Linked DNA regions of Homo sapiens: regions 2, 3, 4, 5 and 6 are each linked to region 1. The links are chromatin contacts, found by Hi-C or POLR2A ChIA-PET in ENCODE. All regions are on one chromosome and are shown on one strand. Each heading gives the region's core, a stretch centred on a gene start or an enhancer-like site at or near the end of the contact. The rest is flanking DNA. Distances are from core to core; before and after follow the strand shown. Region 1 holds the start of BCLAF1 (BCL2 associated transcription factor 1). Region 2 holds the start of RPS12 (ribosomal protein S12). Region 3 holds the start of CITED2 (Cbp/p300 interacting transactivator with Glu/Asp rich carboxy-terminal domain 2). Region 4 holds the start of STX7 (syntaxin 7). Region 5 holds the start of MED23 (mediator complex subunit 23). Region 6 overlaps STX7 (syntaxin 7).

Region 1 (2,700 bases), core at 118-2,617:
CCAACTAAAGTCGAACTGAAATGAGAATTCACAAGAGGAACAAGAAATTTTGTTTTGCTTTGTAACACCAAAAAATTTAAAAGAGGCTGTTGCAGTGAGGTACAAGTCTGAAGTAGCTCATCTTTTTCGTCAGTGTTAGCCACACTTGCTTTCAACTTCAGTCTTAATTTGTTTCCAGTTCTAAAATGCTTTTTAAAAAAGTCTGAGGTAGCAAAGTAGCTGCTGGTACTTCAGCTTGATTCTGAAGAAATAAATCTTAAAAGCGAATCAAGCCAACTCATGAATTTAAAATGAAGGCAAAGTCCAATTCGCCACTCCCACCCATTTCTCACACCAGCTGTCCACCAATCGTGGCTGCAACATTTCTGACACGACTAAATGGGCTGAATCACTTGAAAAGACTCGGCTTCGCTAGTACTCATGAAGAACCGCACTTTCAGCCGGATGGGGCAGGGCCACGCTCAGAACCACCAGCTAAGACCCAATCCTCTCGCTAGGGAACCGTAACTAGGCAACCAGCACCAGTCAACAGCGCGCGCTCGCTTCAAAACAGCAGGTTGCCGCGGGTACCGAAATTAACTCCAGAGAACCAGGGTCAGCAGCGAGAGGCAGAACAGAGCACTAAAACCTAGTAGCATCACAAAAACGAGGCATTAACTGACGGGTGGTCTGAAGCCGGAGGGCAGTTTTAAAGACCACGCGAAAAGGGGTAGACCTACTCAACGCACTTTGCTGCGGGTCACAGTTATTTTCTCAAAACCCCACAGGCCACGAAGAAAGGTGGCAGTCCCAGCCAATGAGAGGCGGACACAAGTTGCACCTCCAGCGGCCGTCGGCGCCATAGGCGGGGGAGAGAAAAATGAACGAGCGCGCGTGCGCGGAGCGTTCAGTCGGGCGCGCGCAGAGGTACGGGCTGAAGAAATGGGGGAAGGGTGGAAGAGGAAGATATGCGCACGCGCACGGGAGGCCGCGCGGGCTGTGGGTCTCCAGGCAGGTTCGCAAACACGCGCGCGCCCGCCGTTAGCACTGCTCAGCGCCCCCGCCCGGCCTTTTCGGCCCGTAGTGCCTCGAAAACCTGAGAGAAGCTAACGAAAAAACGCATAAATAACGGCGCAACGTCTCCTTGGTTCTCCTTTCGCCGCCAACCCGACACCACCCACAAAAGAGTCAAAAATATGGCCTGTCCTCGGTCTTCACTGCCCCTGGAGTAACTTGAATACATTGCGAGGCCTACCTGACACGCCGAATCGCGGTTCCGGGAATTTATCTCCGTTGCAACCACACAGCGGCCATTTCCCGACTCAAGAACGCGAGGAAAACCATAGAGCTACCTTCGACGCGCTAGCACGTCTCCGTCACTTCCGATCTGGGGCGTGGCCTCGGGTGCCGCTAAATATGCGGGCAAGCCCCGCCCACCCTTCCGCTCCGGTCCGGCTTCCTGGCTGCTATTAAGATGTTGCCTGCGGCCTTCTGGGAAGTCGCGTGGCTGGTCTCGCGGGAAGATGTGACGGCTCCGCCCTCTGGCCCGTAGCGTCAGCCTTGGCCGGAGAGGCGGTAGAGTAGGGTGGGTGTTTTGTCAGGCCTGAGTTAGCTTCGCCATACGGCGCTTTTCGCTGGTGTCTCTGCCTCGTTCTGAGTAGACCCCCTAGACCTCACCGCCGCCCCTGCGTTTTACCTCAGTAAGCTCGTCTGGTCTGTTCTTTCTGTGGGGCCGGCTCAGACCAGGCAAAAAACAAAAAGACAATCCCACACTGAGGAAAAGACCAGGAGGCAAGACGTGGCTGTAATTGCAGACACGCTGCTCCCTCAGCCAGCAAGCGCCACTTTTCCTCTTGGACGCCTAACTGGAGATTAGAAAATGTGGCTTTTGGTTTGCTATTAAATTCGGCAGACGCACTTAGTTGAAAAATGGCCACGATCTAAATCCCTTTCGTGGCGTCTGATCAAATCGGAGCTCAAGCCGCAGCAGCCGGAAACCTCTTAGGCTGCTCGTGCCAAAGAAGGCCGCCCTTCTGGCGGCGTGATGACAGCTTTACCACATCGGCAACGTTGGCATAGGCATGAAAAAATAAAGAGCACGAAGCAGTTGAGCTTTCAGCCTGTGACGATGATTTGTGGCAGCCGAGGAACACAGCCCAACGTAGCTTGGTTGTCCAGAATTATAAGTCAGATTATAAATAGGCAAGCCACATTCGATTTGAATAGAATTTAAATAACAGCCGTAGCACATTTTGCATTAATACTTCTCCGGGCTGCACTTTCTTAGGGCCTAAAACCGCTATTGCTTTGATGTTTAGAGATGTTAACTACCTTGATGGATTTCAGACTTGTAATTAGCAACCAGGGTGTCAGTGAGTGAATCGAAACTAGGATTGGGCCCTGGTTGTGAATTTAACACTGTGCTTAGAGCATTCTTTCTTCACAGTCCAGTTTACCAGCTGAACTAGAAAAACGACAACATTTTCATGGAGTGAATCGTAGGTTTTTTATTGTACAGTCTGTCCCTCACCCCATTACCACCTCAGGATGTGGACACAGAAATCCTTGGCCTTTTTGTTGTGCCCTGATGTCCCAAGCATTCGCAGGTTCTCAGAAATATTTGTTGAGTGAATGAACTATATTTAAAAAAAAAACAACTAAGGGCTCAATACACGTCTGCTATTCTGCATGTATTGGGAGTCGGGGCGCTCCCAATACATG
Region 2 (2,700 bases), core at 23-2,522, 3.5 Mb before region 1:
CTAACAGTATCTGCCCACTGGATTCACAGCGCTGGCACGTGCCAAGCGCCTAATAATTGCTCACTGGTTTGGCGGCTGACTACCCAGGAGAGGAAATTAAACACAAAGGCAGTATTGATCATATTCAGTAGTGTTTCGTGCGTTTGGTTTGGAAGTGGGGATTGGGGAATGGCCAATCACTTCCAAATTTAAAATATTGCTTCCTGGAAGAAAATGGACTCCTCAAAGACTGGATATTTCATGTCTGTAGTCCCAGGACCTGGCCCTGCGTCAGGCACATTGTAGGTGTTGAAAATGCACCTGAGGAATTCTGAGTTGCGCGGAACTGTGTATTCCGAGCACAACGCGTCGTTAAAAACCAAACAAAGCAGAACAAACTTCGTTCAGAAGCGACTCCCGCTATACTTAGAAACTAGAATTGACCCCTGGCTGCAGGGTTCCGCTTTACCAACACACCGCAGGGAAAGGGCTTAGAAATAGTGAAAGCGGCCGGGGGCGGCGGGTCACGCCTCTAATCCCAGCATTTTGGGAGGCCGAGGCGGGTGGATCCCCTGAGGTCAGGAGTTCGAGACCAGCCTGGCCAACATGGTGAAATCCCGTCTTTACTAAAAATACAAAAAATTAGCCAGGGTGGTGGCAGGCGCCTGCAATCCCGGCTACTCGGGAGGCTGAGGCAGGAGAATCGCTTGAAACCGGGAGCCGGAGGTCGCAGTAAGCTGAGATCGCGCCATTGCACTCCAGCCTGGAAGAGTGAAAGCATGTAGGCTCTCGTTTCATGAAGACAAAGATGAGGATCACACCCACAACGACACAAACATGGTCTCTCAGGGTGACTTAGAAGCGAAGGAACAAAGTGCGCTGCCTGGGGAGGCTGGGTCTTGTAGAAGCAACAGGAAAGTAGAACGTGGTGTGGAAAGGGTTAAAACTGGCGCTCGGCGGGATACAGGGCTCTAGGTGCCTTAAAGAACACGCGGACACACTTGTTTGGCTTCTGTCGCGCTCCGTAGAATGAGTTCCCTGGGCCTCGGTGGGCCACGCCTCCGCAAAGAAGGACAACGCGAAGCTGCCCGCGTAGTGCCTGTTGCACTCGCCAAGGACCGGCCTGGCAGAGATAGAAAACTCGCAGTACGTTTGCCTCAGAACCGCCTCAATCCGGAAACAGAAACTCCCCAGGCCCGGCACTGCGGGAGCCACCTCTTTCGAGGGTGGGAGTGCACATGCGCACAGGGGACCTGAAAAACCCTTAAATACCGGCATGCGTGCGGATGAGGCCTCTTTCCCTGCCGCCGCCGAGTCGCGCGGAGGCGGAGGCTTGGGGTAAGTTGAGCGAGGCGGCAGGGGGGTGTATTGGTTATAATTTGTGGCTCGTTGCGTTCTTGCTGGGATTCGTGACGAGTATCTGGTTCTTTAACAAGTCAATGCTTTTGTTTTTTAGTGCGTTCAAGATTCAACTTCACCCGTAACCCACCGCCATGGCCGAGGAAGGGTGAGCCCAGGGGCCGGGGTTGGAGTTGGGGTCGGGGTGCGGCTGAGGCGTGGGGCTAGAGCTGGCGGAACAGGACTGGGTCAAACGGGTCGCCGTAAGCGCGTCTGTTGTACACTTAGCTTTTGCTGAGTGCAAGGCCTTATGTGGTGTGAGGATTTTAACTGATGGTTCTGATGTGTCGCGTTTAAGCATTGCTGCTGGAGGTGTAATGGACGTTAATACTGCTTTACAAGAGGTTCTGAAGACTGCCCTCATCCACGATGGCCTAGCACGTGGAATTCGCGAAGCTGCCAAAGCCTTAGACAAGTACGTGTATCAGTCTCAATACTGTGGGTTCTTGCAACCGGAACAAAACTGCCACCCAAGGGAAGAAGGCATGGAGTTCATGGTGTTAGCGCAAAAGTTCTGAATGGCATCCGTCCTACCGGAAACCTAGGAAAAGGTATCAGAACTCAGATCTATAAAGCCCACTTAAAATGTGTGGGTTGCTGTTTGGAATGGGGATAAGCACTCAAAACTACAGTGTTTGAATGATGACTTTAATTGTCGGATACCCCTTCACTCCTTTTATGAGTGAAACATAAGAGTCTGACAAACCTGTAGGTTGTGGAGCTAGTCAGTCTTATACTTATCTGGCAGATAGATGAGATGGAGAGCCACATTACATCTGGTAGTTTGCAAAACAAGCATTAATTTAATGGAATTTCAAACTCAGGTTTCAGAAGCATTTGGTCCTAGATGAATTTAGTAGTATAATAGCTGTGATTTATTTGAATTTGGGATATTTGTTAATGTATTTGAATGGATCGAGTTAATGTGTTTTTTAGGGTGGTGGCATTGACAAATCAACCTACTCTTGAGCTGAATTTAAATGCAGTTTTAAGGTTTTACAGGACAAGTTCGTTTTGGTGTAATCTAGCCAGTTCAATCCGATGGAAACGGCATTATTGTTTAATGTATTTAGTAGGTCCTAGTATGAGTCTTCTGTATTTCTATTTCGGCATTATTGCATGGCATTTCATAACTGTTCCATTAATGCCACAGTCTTTTTTTTTTCTTTTTTCTTTTTTTTTTTTGAGACAAAGAGTCTTGCTCTGTCCCCCAGGCTGGAGTGCAGTGGCGCGATCTCATTGCAACCTCTACCTACCAGGTTCAAGCGATTCTTCTGCCTCCCGAGTAGATGGAATTACAGGCACACGCCACCATGCCCAGCT
Region 3 (2,700 bases), core at 151-2,650, 3.1 Mb after region 1:
TCACCAAGGACATAAGAACTTCCTCGTCGATGAAATCAGTGTCTATGACATTGGGCGGCAGCATTGCAGCGGGGACGTGGGCCACGGAGGCGGGCATGTTGCCGCTGCCGCTGCCGCCGCCGCTGTTGCTGCTGCCCGCGCCGCCGCCCGAGCTGCTGCCAGAGCCGCCGGGGGTGCTGCTGCCGCCCGAGCCGCCGGGGGTGCTGCTGCCGCCGCTGTGCTTGGGGTTGCAATCTCGGAAGTGCTGGTTTGTCCCGTTCATCTGGTGGCCTGCAGCAGGGTGCAAATCCGGCATGTAGTGGTTGTGGGGGTAGGGGTGATGGTTGAAATACTGGTTGTTGAGCTTCTGCAGCTGCATGCTGGCCGGCAGGGAGCCTCCCTGGCTGGCCACCGGGGGACCCATGAACTGGGAGTTGTTAAACCTGGCCGCGGGGGCCAGCGCGCTCGGGGGGTGCCCTCCGTTCACAGTCCCCGGCCCCATCGCATGCCTGATGCCGCTCGTGGCATTCATGTTGCCCGCGCCGTAGTGTATGTGCTCGCCCATTAGGGCGTTGAAGGCGTGCTGGGGCTGCTGCTGCTGGTGGTGATGGGGGCTCGGGAACTGCCCCATGCCCATGCGGTGGGCAGGGTGATGGTGCAGCCCATTGGTGCCGTCGGGGAAGCGCCCGTGGTTCATGGCCATCATATGGTCTGCCATTTCCAGTCCTGGAAGTGAAAAGGGCAGATAATGAGACCCGCGCCACACGTGTCGCCCACCACAGCGCACCCCACTTTTGCTCGCCTCTGCCCCCCAGGATTCCCGGGCGCACGTCGGCTGCGAACCACCACCCCCAAGATCCCACTAACAGCCTGTGCACCCGGGCTAGCCACCACGGAAGAGCTACCACTCATAACACAGCCGGACGCTGCACAAACAGCCCCTTCCCCTGCGATCGGGCGGGGGGACCCGAGCCCACACCCCCTTTGCTCCCCGAAGTGGCCTAATAAAGGAAGTGCCCCGTAGCCCTGCTGCGAACTTCAGGCATTAAATCAGCCCTCCTCATCCTGTTGTTGCACATCCTGTTGTTATTCCCCAGCTTCGCCTCACGCTCTTCCTCCGGGCAAACCCTGCCCTCGGAGGACTGGGCTGGCAAGAGCCCCAGCCAGCTTCGCCCGTCGCGCTTACCTTCCGTTTTTGCGATTTCTGCTCCGAAGACCGAGGGCGGGCTCGTCGCGTCCAGGACCGGCTCAGCAGCACATAGAGGGGACCTTCCTGGCGTGCAAAGCGCTTCGCTGTCGCGATGTCGGCGCCGAGGTCTCGCAGCGGCCGCTGGGGCAGATTCGGAGCCGTTCCCTTTTATTTCCCCTCCGTTGCCCTCACAGCTCGGCAGGACCGCCCGGCAGCTGCCAACAATGAGCTGTGTTTCTTAGGGCTTTGGCCACAGTTAATATAGGCATTTCGGAAAGGCGGAGCGAGAGCCTCCAGGGCGGGCGGCGCCAAGACGCGGATTCCGGAACACCGCGAACACCCTGGACCGGGTCCCGGAGCCGCGTCCCCGCCGCCCGCGGCACGTGCTGCAGAGGCTGCGGGGCCCGGGGGCCGCCCAGTCGCCCCGTCGCCCCCCGACTCTGGTTTCTTCCCGGCCCAGAAACGCGAGGTTGGCTCAGCCACCCCCGAGGCAGGGGGAAAATCCTCCCCTGCCGCCCCGCCCGAAGGTAGAGCCTGCCGGGATAGCCACGAGGAGAGCTCACCGCCCCCCTCAGGCTGGATCTACCCCACCCCCAGCTTTCTCACTCGGTTCACCTAGCGATCTGCCCCGCTCTCTACGGGAAAAGGGGACTCGCCCAGCGCCCCCCGCCCTCCAGAGTGCCCTTGTGCCTCCCCGGTTTTGCAAAAGCTTCCACAGGCAGCGAAGAATGGCTGTGCTTCCTCGAGTTGGGTTTTAAAGACCCGGACAAATAATGCGCCCTTTCCTGAGCGCGCCTTCCTAGGCTGTGCCTTTGTGTTTTCATACGGGCAGTGGGTAGACCTACTCTAGATCACCGCTTGTAGATGCATTTTTTTCCTCCACTCCTTTCAAGGACAGGAGCTGGGGGCGGGGAGGGGCAGCCGCTGCAGGTGGACGGAGCGCGCTCGAGGGCCCGGCCACCCCCGCTCCCGCGCCCTGGAATTCCAGTCCGCGCTTTCGGGCCCGCCTGCCGCTCCCGGGGTACGTGTGCTTCTGCTAAGTTTGCGTTTGCAGCTCTTGGTAGCTTTGGCATCCGAGCTGAGGCGTCTCTGCTCTGTAAACAAACTCAGCGATCCTCGTCCCCAGATCCACCTTTTTGCACATACACAGTTACTTGCTTCTGCTGTTGCCCTGGATCCGGGAGGTGGGGGTGTGTACAAACTTGCAGAGCCTCCCTCCGGGCTCTGCCTGACGGTTTGGGGTTGATTTAGAAGCAAACGGGTTTGTAATTAAGAAATTTGAGGGCTGAGTAAGGCTGCTCTTGCTGGAAAAGGAAAACAAATAGATAACGTGGTAATCGCTTTGTAAATAAAGTCGTTCTGGAGGTGGGCACGTAGCTGCACGTCCCGTATGGCACCACGCGCACACACACGGCTGGGACTCTTCCTTTTCAGTGAAATTGTTCAGTGGGGCAATGGGCGATAATAATAACCTTGCTTCCACAACGCGGCACAACGAGCCTGGTCGCCCGTTTGGTTCATTGACTTGCAAA
Region 4 (2,730 bases), core at 84-2,583, 3.8 Mb before region 1:
ATCACAGCAAACTTCACTCAGACTTACTGTGAATATTTTCTATAATTTACTTTTCAATCATCAGCACTTAAAGTTTGGGGTCATAACCAAAATAAGGATTGATTTTGTTATCAAGAGCAACATAAGTAACATATCTGAGGAAAAATTATGATGTTAATCAGTTAATATGGTATCATATTAACCTCTACAGAAACTGTGAAGTTAAGAGCATAATTCTTAACTAGTCACGAGTCTGAGGCCAACTTCTCAAAGTAGCCTATAAGGCCTGTCCACAACACAAAACACAGTTTAACACCGTTATCAGCCTCTGCCCAGGTGTGCTCAGAGAACCTGCAGAAGAAATGTCCACTTCCAACATTATTAAATAGCACAGCATTTCATAATTACTTTCTTTTCTTCCAGATTCTGGGCAAGTTTTATATATTATATATAATTATAGTCAGAATACAACGATCTGAGGTAAACAAAAATTAACGTATACAGATAAGAGCCAAACAAATGTAAGAAATTTGTGGGAAAAAACACACAGCATTTGATCAGAAATGCAACTTTTTTTCTTTGTCTGAATTTAAAGAAAGTAACTAGAAAACAAGGTGGAGGAAATACTAGAAATATTTTATGTACGTTTAAAGGTTTTTATGTAAATTAATTAAAGGTGTATACTCAAAGAATGTCAAAGTATGTTAAAGTCATCAAGCCAAATTAAAAAAACAATACTACGATCCTCTGAATAAATAAACATACACGGTTCGCCTGCTACAGCCATACATTTTTCAGTTCCTCTATATTCGGGAAGTTTAGTGTGTTTTTCAATCCGTGAGTTGAAAAGAGGAAGAGGTCATTTGGTCGTGTCTGGATTCCTGAGCTGGGCCCCAGCCGGCTCTGGCGCCCTCCCCGGGGTGCGCTCCGCCAGCCGTGCGCCTCCGGAGCTCTGCCCAGGGGACCGCGGCGGGTGCGTGGCTGGGTAGGCCCACCTGACCACAGCCGCGCGCACCCGGAATGCGGAACGCGCCGCGCCCTTGCACCCGGCCGGGGGGCGTGGGGAGCCGCAGGCGCTCCGGGAGCTGGGGCAGTCCCGCCCTTCCTAGCCTCCCGAGTGCCTGCTGCAGAGCGCAGGGCGGCGGCCACCTGACCACGCGCACAAACAAGAAGGCGCAGCAGCCGCAGGGGCACCGCGCCTCCCTGTCGCCCGGCCAGGGAGCCCCCTCCCCAGGGTCCTCTTACCTGGACCTCCACGGCTCCCTCCTACACCTCCGACCGCCGTCACCCACCTACCCCGGAGCCCTCAGCTGCAATTCTCAGCTGATGGGCGGTGGCGTGGGGACGCCCAGTGCGCATGCCCGCAGCACAACTCAGGAAGAAGGCGGGGTTCACCCCTTTTCTATTGGCCCGCGGGGCTGAGTGACAGCGGCCCTCACCGCCCCTCCGGTTCCAAGCTAAGGAATGGGGGTATCAGCAAAATTGCAAGGGAGCTGTTCTTTGAAGCCTGACGTAGAGATGGTGAACGCCTCTTAGCCTGCGTGCAAAAAAGGACAGAATGGAGGACAGTTGTCTTCTTTATCTGGTGAAGCCAGCCTTCTTGCACGCGGGTCTTCACCCCGCCCCATTAGCTCTTGCCTGTCTTGTTTGCTAACCTTTAACTGCAGTAGATCGCGTTGACAGCTCTATCGAAAAATGCAAAGGCGAGTACACAATCCTAGCAGGAACAATGAAGGAATAAGTGAAGAGTCATCTCTGGGTGCTCACTTGTAAACAAGTTTTCCTAGTACATACAAGTCATTCTAAGCATTCCTGAAAAGCAGGGCGTAGTTTTCACAGGGTTTAAAACAAGCAGAGACAGTTCCAATGATAAATATGCAAATATATTGTAATTGTTAGATGAAAAGCATCAATTGCTACAAATGAAAGAAAGCCCTCTCCAAATTAATTAGAAGATAGATTGGCTTAGCCTTTGCCTATATTAAGGCAACACTATTTTCTAAAATGATTACCCGGATAGGTGATATCAAAAGTCCAGACGCACTTAGGTGGAAAAAAACAAAACCCAGGATAGAATTCTGATTGGAACTCACCAACACTAAGTGTGGAATGTTGTCTGCTTAAGAGAGATGGACAGAGAAAGAATAACCCTGAAAACGAGTAACCCACAAGATAGGAAATAAACCAGGAAAAGGTAAACTAGAGAATGAAGGAAAAAAGGAGGGAATTGTCCATGATGTCACCTGTTACACAAAGTTCAAGTAAATAAAGAACTGAAAGTAGTGCATTGTACTTGAGAATTAGGAAGTGGCTGGTGAACGTAGGAAGAAACATTTCAATCATTGAAGGAACACATGAAAGGATCTTACATCCATGTGAGGTTTAGTGCACTTTCCAAATACCCATTCATATTACCTTTGATAGAACTCTGGGCTCCGGGGAGGGAAGGTACAATGCACTACAGAAGAACCTGAGATTAAGTGGCCTCTTCAAGTTACCCTGATAGTTACTGACTATGCTGGGCCCAAAACTTAGCTGTCTGAGCCCTCATCTTGGGCTCATTCCAATTCCTTGTTTTAAAATATGTTATGAGTGGATTCCTTCCAGGTCTTTTGAAAACTTAGAATAAGATTTCATCCTTTGGTATTCAAATGGGAAAAAAAAGAATTATAGTCTAGACAAACTTGCAAAATTTAGAAGTATTAAGATAAATGAATTACTAAGAGTTCCTGACACAGTATTCCATCTGTG
Region 5 (2,744 bases), core at 223-2,722, 4.7 Mb before region 1:
CAAATCTTATCACCAGTGGCTGACACGCAAACAGTTCTCATTTCCCTACCTATAGTGTACCATGAGAAGGTAAGGCACTACTGCAATGTGAGCTCTTCGAGGATGACACATTTTTGTCTTTTTCACGGATACATTTTCTGGTAGCTGTTCTTTGTTACTTTTACAGTTTGTCTCCTCATTTTTACTATAATATTTTCCTATCCTTATTATAGAATCTTGGTATTCCTATTGTAGCATCTTTGTATCAATGCTGTGCCAATTCCTTTATTTAGCAGAAAAATGGAATTTGTATCCTTGACAAGTAAAGCTTAACATATCTGTTTTCAAGTGTACCAAATAAATCCGAATAGGATGAAAATGATCTCAATTAATCTAACATAGGGGAGGTTTTTTTTTTTAAACATCTCACACTGTGCAGTATCAACTTGACTTCTCAACACAGGTTTTCCACTGAAATATACAAATTAAAACAAATGGAAGCCAGAATAAAAAATGATAACAATTTTATTTCTCCCTTCTCAGGAAGATCTTAAGAGCAGCATGAAAGTAAATGTTAAAAGAAAAAAAAAAAAAAAAAGAAGAGGCCAAAAATCATCAGCTGAATGTATTAAAAATGAAGCGCTCACCTGAGAAAGACCACCCCAAAACTGTCTGAAGGCCCCCAAACAGCTAATTAGTTTTGTTTTCTCATCTTCAGGAGTATCCATAAACATGCTAAAAAAATAAAAATTACATTATTTGTCATTCGTTTTAAAAAGGTAATTACACACAATCAGAATAGTGGATCTTATAACCTTCCAACACGAAACTAAGTAAAATCTGACAGACACAATCACATAAAAACACAAAACTCTGCCACGCATACACTCACCCAGGAAAAGCCTCTTCTATAACTTCCGTTTTCTGTAAAAAAAAAAAAAACAAAATGTAAACAATGTTAATTTTAAAAAGGCGCCTCCCTTAGCCAAGTATTACAATGTAACACAGGGCAAGTCACCTTAATCAGCTCTGAAACTATCAATACCTGTCTGGCCTGTCACTGTATCGATTTCAAAGGATACAATGAACTTGACAGCAGTTTGAGAATCACTAAACTTCCCCGCATACAACCTCGGTGTCAAAACAAGGGAATAAAAAGGGAGGCGTGAGAGGAGGTTGCCCAGGCCAGTTTCCTTGGTCGGCTGCCCCCGCGTCTCCCCGTCCCCAAGCCGTAGTCCTGGATGGCCGGCAGCTGCACTCACCACCACCTCTTCGAAAATGCTCTGCAGTTGCGTCTCCATCTGTACTATCACCCCCGCCTTTCCAGGGTGCCCGGCAAGGCCCGGATCAGACTCGAGCTCTGGGAATATAGGGGCAGAGGGGCGGAGACCTCTGGAGGAAACCGTAGCTCCTCGGCGTCGCTTCCTCCCCCAGCGCTTTACCTGGAGCGTTCCCTCCCGAGCCCAGCCAACAGCAGGAACCTGTACGGAAGACGGGAAGGGCCCGGTACGCGCCGTTTGCAAACCCCGCAGAAACCAGCGGCGCCACCAGAAGGTTCCGTCTGTGGAGAAGGGCGGCCCGCAAGCCGGACGAGAGCGCCCCCAAACGGAACCTTGAGCCCAAGGACCCCGGAGGCATCGTCGACCGCAGGCCGCCACCTCCCGGCTGGAGAAGGAGTTGCTTCCTGTTCGGGGCTAACCCGCTTGCAGACTGAGAAATGAAAAGTTTGGAACCCAGAAGCTGCAGCCTGCGGAAAATGCTGGAGCCGCAGCCGACACCAAGTTGATGTCTGTGAGCAGCTGACCTTCTGGACCTCCATCAGCGGCCTGCAGCCAGGAGCTGAAGCCACAGAGACGGTGTCTTCTCAGCTATGATAACCTCAGTGCAAATGTAATTGATTGACTTTTGAATGCCAAACCAATTTTGCTTCTATGGTATAAATGCTACTTGGTCATAATATATTATCCTTTTTAATATATTGCTAGATTCTATTTGCTATTATATTGTTGAGAGTATGTGTTTTTCTTCATATGCCACCATCATCACCAACCCCTAAAACATCTGTTATGTCTTGAATGATCAGCTTTCTTTGCCTCATAAAGAAAATTGTTGATGAGAGTCATAGACATCCAAAGGCCTTTCACTTCTTTGACGGTTGTGAAATGCCACAAACTGCTAAGCATGAACTACTCCTTTGTAGCTGCTAAGTGATGAGCTGATGACTCCCCATTCATGGTTTTGTTATACAAGTGTCTGACCTGGCATAAATTTAGTTTTCTAACAACTTTAATATGCACATGCAACCATGTTGTCCACACAATAGCTACTAAAAGCTGAAAAGAAATAATTCAGATTTCCTGCTGGAGAAAAACTTGAAAAGTTAGGCTTAGGGTATTGTTTGCTAGGGTTGCCATAACAAAATACCACAGACTGGGTGGCTTAAACAACAGAAATTTCTTTTCTTGTAATTCTGGAGGCTGGAAGTCTGAGGTTGAGGTTGATAGGGTTAGTTTCTATAGAGGCCTCTGTCCTTGGCTTGTAGATGACCTTCTTCTCCTTGTGTCTTCACATGGTCTTCCCTTTGTACATGTCTGTGTCGTAATTTTCTCTTCCTAGAAGGACATCAGTCAGGTTAGGGCCCATGTATCTACTCTAAAGAGCTTTAGCTTAGTTGAAGACATAGACATTTTAAACCATAATAGAGTGTGATATGTGCAATACTAGTGATGCTAATAAAGTGCCAGGGAGAAAAGGAGGAAATACAA
Region 6 (2,700 bases), core at 189-2,688, 3.8 Mb before region 1:
TTCTGTAGCCAAGACATGAGCCCTTTATCTCTGGGGGCCAAGGTTTTAGTAGGAAAGTAAAAAAATAAGTAAACAATAATAGTACTTTAATTTACTGATAAAAGGCAATATAAAAACAAAACAGGTTAATGAGAAAAAGAATGACTGGAGGAAGCAAAATGATAAGGCAGGGAAGACATTGCTAAACAAGTGAGCTTTGGGCCCTAAGACCTGAATGCCAGAAAGAAACCAGTTACATGTAGATCTGGGAAGATGTCTGAAGCAGAAGAGGAGCAAGTGCAAAGGCCCTGAGGTGAGGATGAGCTGACTGTTCACTAAGCAGAAAGAAGATCTACCTGGTGGAATGTGGAGCAGCAGAGCAGCACCATGGGAGAGAGTGGTAGTTGACAAGTGGGGGCAGGGATCAGATCTTGAGGATATTGTGGGGCATGGTGGGGATTTATATCTGATTATAAAAGCCACAGAATTTAACTGTTGCCTTTCAAGCTATAGGATGACATGATCTGATTTACAGTTTTACAGGTTTACCTTGGCAACTATTTGGAGAAGACGGAAAGAGGCAGGAATGGAAGTGAGGAGAACAATTTGGAGACTGCAGTCATCCAAAGAAATAGCAGCAGCTTGAGCATATGTGGTAATGGCAGAGATGGAGAGACACAGACAGATCTGACCGGTAGAACCACTAAGATTTACACTTAGATTAAACAGAGGGAGTGAAGACACCCATTACTATGGTTTGGGGTTGGAACCAAGGGTAAGAAAGTTCATGTTCAGGGCAGAAGCATATGTATGGTTCACAGATAGGAGAGTGAGGGATAAAGCTCCTTGAAGCATCTTGGAGCCACATCTTAAAGATTTAGTTCATAAAACAAAGAATTCACTCATATCCGGCCATAAACACCATGTTCAGTCATAAAGGAAAAGTCACTGAAGAGAAGAAAAGTTGTCACACTCTGTTAAAATTTCCTTGGACAAGATAGCAACTTTCACATCTATCTCTGTTTTATGTTAGCACCTTAGGCATGAAGAAAATCACAATGAAATAAAAACTACTGAAGTTTTTCTCCTCTAAGTGGGGGAAAAAACCATCCAACCACATTTTCAGATGTGCAATCTTAGACATAAATATTTCAAACAGCATTTTAGGAGGAGGGAAGCAACAATTTTTCAACTCTTTTTCCTTTAATAAACTGCCTTCCCATCCCACCAACAGATTACCCCAGAAAAAAAGGAAACATTCTTAATTCCTGAGTAAATATATGGTTCCAGTAAATTCATTAATTTCTCAGGACTGGAGCTCCTTTTTTAAAAAAATATTTGCCCTGGCACCAAAAAAAAAAGTGATAATATTAGCTTCCCTTTTGTGCAGTCATGTGTTAAAATGCAAAAACAAGTGTCCCCTTCACCAGACCCTAACTAATTAAAAGAACTGTGATCATTCTAAAAGTAACAAAAGGGCTCACACTTTTACATAGACTTTTAATTTCATCTCAAAGAACCTTATGGGGACAGGAGCCATGCACCAATTCTTAATAAACAATTTTGAAAAGTATACTTGCAGCATAGGAAGCTAATTATAACACAGAGAAACCAAAAACATCTGTTTCGATTTTAAACTAAAGTCTATGCTGAACTAATACCTTTAATCTGTAGGAGAGATGATTAAAAATGAAACAAGTGAAGATTCAACAAAAATATTTTTCAGTCACCTTCTCTTAGCACTTAAAAGCTTACGTTCATACTTTATGTGCCCCTAGAAGGTTCTGTCTTTCCAAATTTTCTGGAAAAAACACACATCCACAAGCCCATGTGATACATGATGCATATTTTAGCAGAAACTTCTATACTCATAAATTCTGATGAGTAGATTTTATGTTTCCAATATATCTGTTTTATTCACTTTCCAACTTTAGCCACACTACATCTTCCTCTTTCAGGTTATTATTTTAAAAAAAAATACTCAAATGCGAGAATTCACATTAGCACTAGTGGAAAGGCTTACTATGTTATTTAGGAGTTAGGGAAATTTTTATCTCAAGGACTGTGTTTCATAGCTATTCTCATTTCTATTCACCAATTTCCTTCAATACAAAATTTTGTTAATTCTGACAGGATACAAACCTCTGTGCCCCAGCTTTCCCATCTCCTAACACTTAAAAATAATACATAAGCCTTGGTGGAACTCTAGCTAGTCTTGAGTGTGATGGCTTCTTCAATTATGGGATTTTATGAGCATGCATTATGGATTCAGATATGGCAATCAGCCTCTTAACAAAACATAGAATAATCTTGTACCTGTTAGAAGAGTTTCGGGACTCTTAAAAAACTTTGGTTAGAATTATTGCCTGTTAAAGTTTGAAGAGACCATAACCTAGCCCACAGAAAATACACATGAGAAAACCATGTCTTGGAAGGTTCGAGAGCTTACTCAAGGTCACACCGCTATTTGGATCTGATTTCAGGAAATGTACATGCAATCACATACAGCTTGCTTGATTAGAAATGTTTCCGATTATCTCATTGATTTCTTTAGCTCAGCTACACTCTAAAAACTCTGATTCTAATCAGAGAATTGCAAAGTAAATCATGAGAAACCTATGACTAAAATGAATAAAAAGCTGTAAACATCAAATGTTGACAAGGACTTTGAGCAGCACAAACTCTGATACACTGGCTGTACTCATATCTGGTACAACCACT

Evidence for each region. Hi-C counts contacts between places; a loop is a spot of excess contacts on that map. ChIA-PET counts read pairs that join two places held with the same protein, here RNA polymerase II (POLR2A). Pooled maps may share reads with other maps.
Region 2: a map of natural killer cell shows a loop between it and region 1 (10-fold over the local background). The contact joins the promoter of RPS12 here to the promoter of BCLAF1 in region 1. A Hi-C loop is called at or near these places in 2 of 168 maps with a recorded cell type or tissue (ascending aorta and natural killer cell), 6 of 37 single-sample maps with no recorded cell type and 21 of 50 pooled maps. POLR2A ChIA-PET finds 5 or more read pairs at or near these places in 8 of 52 experiments (CD4-positive, alpha-beta T cell, CD4-positive, alpha-beta memory T cell, CD8-positive, alpha-beta T cell and 5 more).
Region 3: a loop to region 1 is called in a map of B cell, with 19 times the contacts of the local background. The contact joins the promoter of CITED2 here to the promoter of BCLAF1 in region 1. A Hi-C loop is called at or near these places in 3 of 168 maps with a recorded cell type or tissue (B cell, CD4-positive, alpha-beta T cell and naive thymus-derived CD4-positive, alpha-beta T cell) and 10 of 50 pooled maps. POLR2A ChIA-PET finds 5 or more read pairs at or near these places in 6 of 52 experiments (CD4-positive, alpha-beta T cell, CD4-positive, alpha-beta memory T cell, CD8-positive, alpha-beta T cell and 3 more).
Region 4: a loop to region 1 is called in a pooled map, with 10 times the contacts of the local background. The contact joins the promoter of STX7 here to the promoter of BCLAF1 in region 1. A Hi-C loop is called at or near these places in 1 of 37 single-sample maps with no recorded cell type and 9 of 50 pooled maps. POLR2A ChIA-PET finds 5 or more read pairs at or near these places in 2 of 52 experiments (CD4-positive, alpha-beta T cell and GM12878).
Region 5: a loop to region 1 is called in a pooled map, with 16 times the contacts of the local background. The contact joins the promoter of MED23 here to the promoter of BCLAF1 in region 1. A Hi-C loop is called at or near these places in 1 of 168 maps with a recorded cell type or tissue (CD4-positive, alpha-beta T cell) and 8 of 50 pooled maps. POLR2A ChIA-PET finds 5 or more read pairs at or near these places in 1 of 52 experiments (CD4-positive, alpha-beta memory T cell).
Region 6: a pooled map shows a loop between it and region 1 (5-fold over the local background). The contact joins the enhancer-like site here to the promoter of BCLAF1 in region 1. A Hi-C loop is called at or near these places in 1 of 37 single-sample maps with no recorded cell type and 2 of 50 pooled maps. POLR2A ChIA-PET finds 5 or more read pairs at or near these places in 1 of 52 experiments (GM12878).

What each region holds. Positions count from the first base shown.
Region 1 is chr6:136,288,479-136,291,178 of GRCh38, forward strand. BCLAF1 (BCL2 associated transcription factor 1) reads right to left here and starts at 1,368. Exons shown (of 13, transcript NM_014739.3): 1 at 1,235-1,368. LOC124901408 (a long non-coding RNA gene) reads left to right here and starts at 1,536. Exons shown (of 4, transcript XR_007059784.1): 1 at 1,536-1,679. RefSeq lists enhancers at 162-758, 284-403, 759-1,355, 774-893, 840-2,039 and 2 more.
Region 2 is chr6:132,813,297-132,815,996 of GRCh38, forward strand. It overlaps RPS12 (ribosomal protein S12), which reads left to right and starts at 1,273. Exons shown (of 6, transcript NM_001016.4): 1 at 1,273-1,317; 2 at 1,436-1,486; 3 at 1,676-1,792. The coding sequence starts at 1,473. SNORD101 (small nucleolar RNA, C/D box 101) reads left to right here and starts at 2,011; the gene lies at 2,011-2,083. LOC107986644 (a long non-coding RNA gene) reads right to left here and starts at 992. Exons shown (of 3, transcript XR_001744345.3): 1 at 1-992. RefSeq lists enhancers at 238-984, 899-1,178, 1,609-1,738.
Region 3 is chr6:139,373,248-139,375,947 of GRCh38, forward strand. CITED2 (Cbp/p300 interacting transactivator with Glu/Asp rich carboxy-terminal domain 2) reads right to left here and starts at 1,401. Exons shown (of 2, transcript NM_006079.5): 1 at 1,166-1,401; 2 at 1-705. The coding sequence starts at 697. RefSeq lists silencers at 110-209, 780-929, 1,390-1,769, 1,940-2,249 and enhancers at 500-559, 1,070-1,239.
Region 4 is chr6:132,511,783-132,514,512 of GRCh38, forward strand. STX7 (syntaxin 7) reads right to left here and starts at 1,334. Exons shown (of 10, transcript NM_003569.3): 1 at 1,225-1,334. RefSeq lists enhancers at 582-1,083, 1,441-1,640 and a silencer at 801-1,290.
Region 5 is chr6:131,626,770-131,629,513 of GRCh38, forward strand. It overlaps MED23 (mediator complex subunit 23), which reads right to left and starts at 1,473. Exons shown (of 29, transcript NM_004830.4): 1 at 1,242-1,473; 2 at 872-903; 3 at 627-714. The coding sequence starts at 1,280. RefSeq lists enhancers at 1,113-1,162, 1,293-1,462.
Region 6 is chr6:132,494,318-132,497,017 of GRCh38, forward strand. The region is part of intron 2 of STX7 (syntaxin 7); the gene reads right to left. Among named protein-coding and RNA genes, the nearest start is that of STX7, 17 kb to the right of the region's middle. Within about 2 kb of position 1,439, at least 3 of the 41 ENCODE cell types and tissues checked have a DNase peak (open chromatin) inside an H3K27ac peak, as active enhancers do; they include GM12878, where a contact is called at or near this core.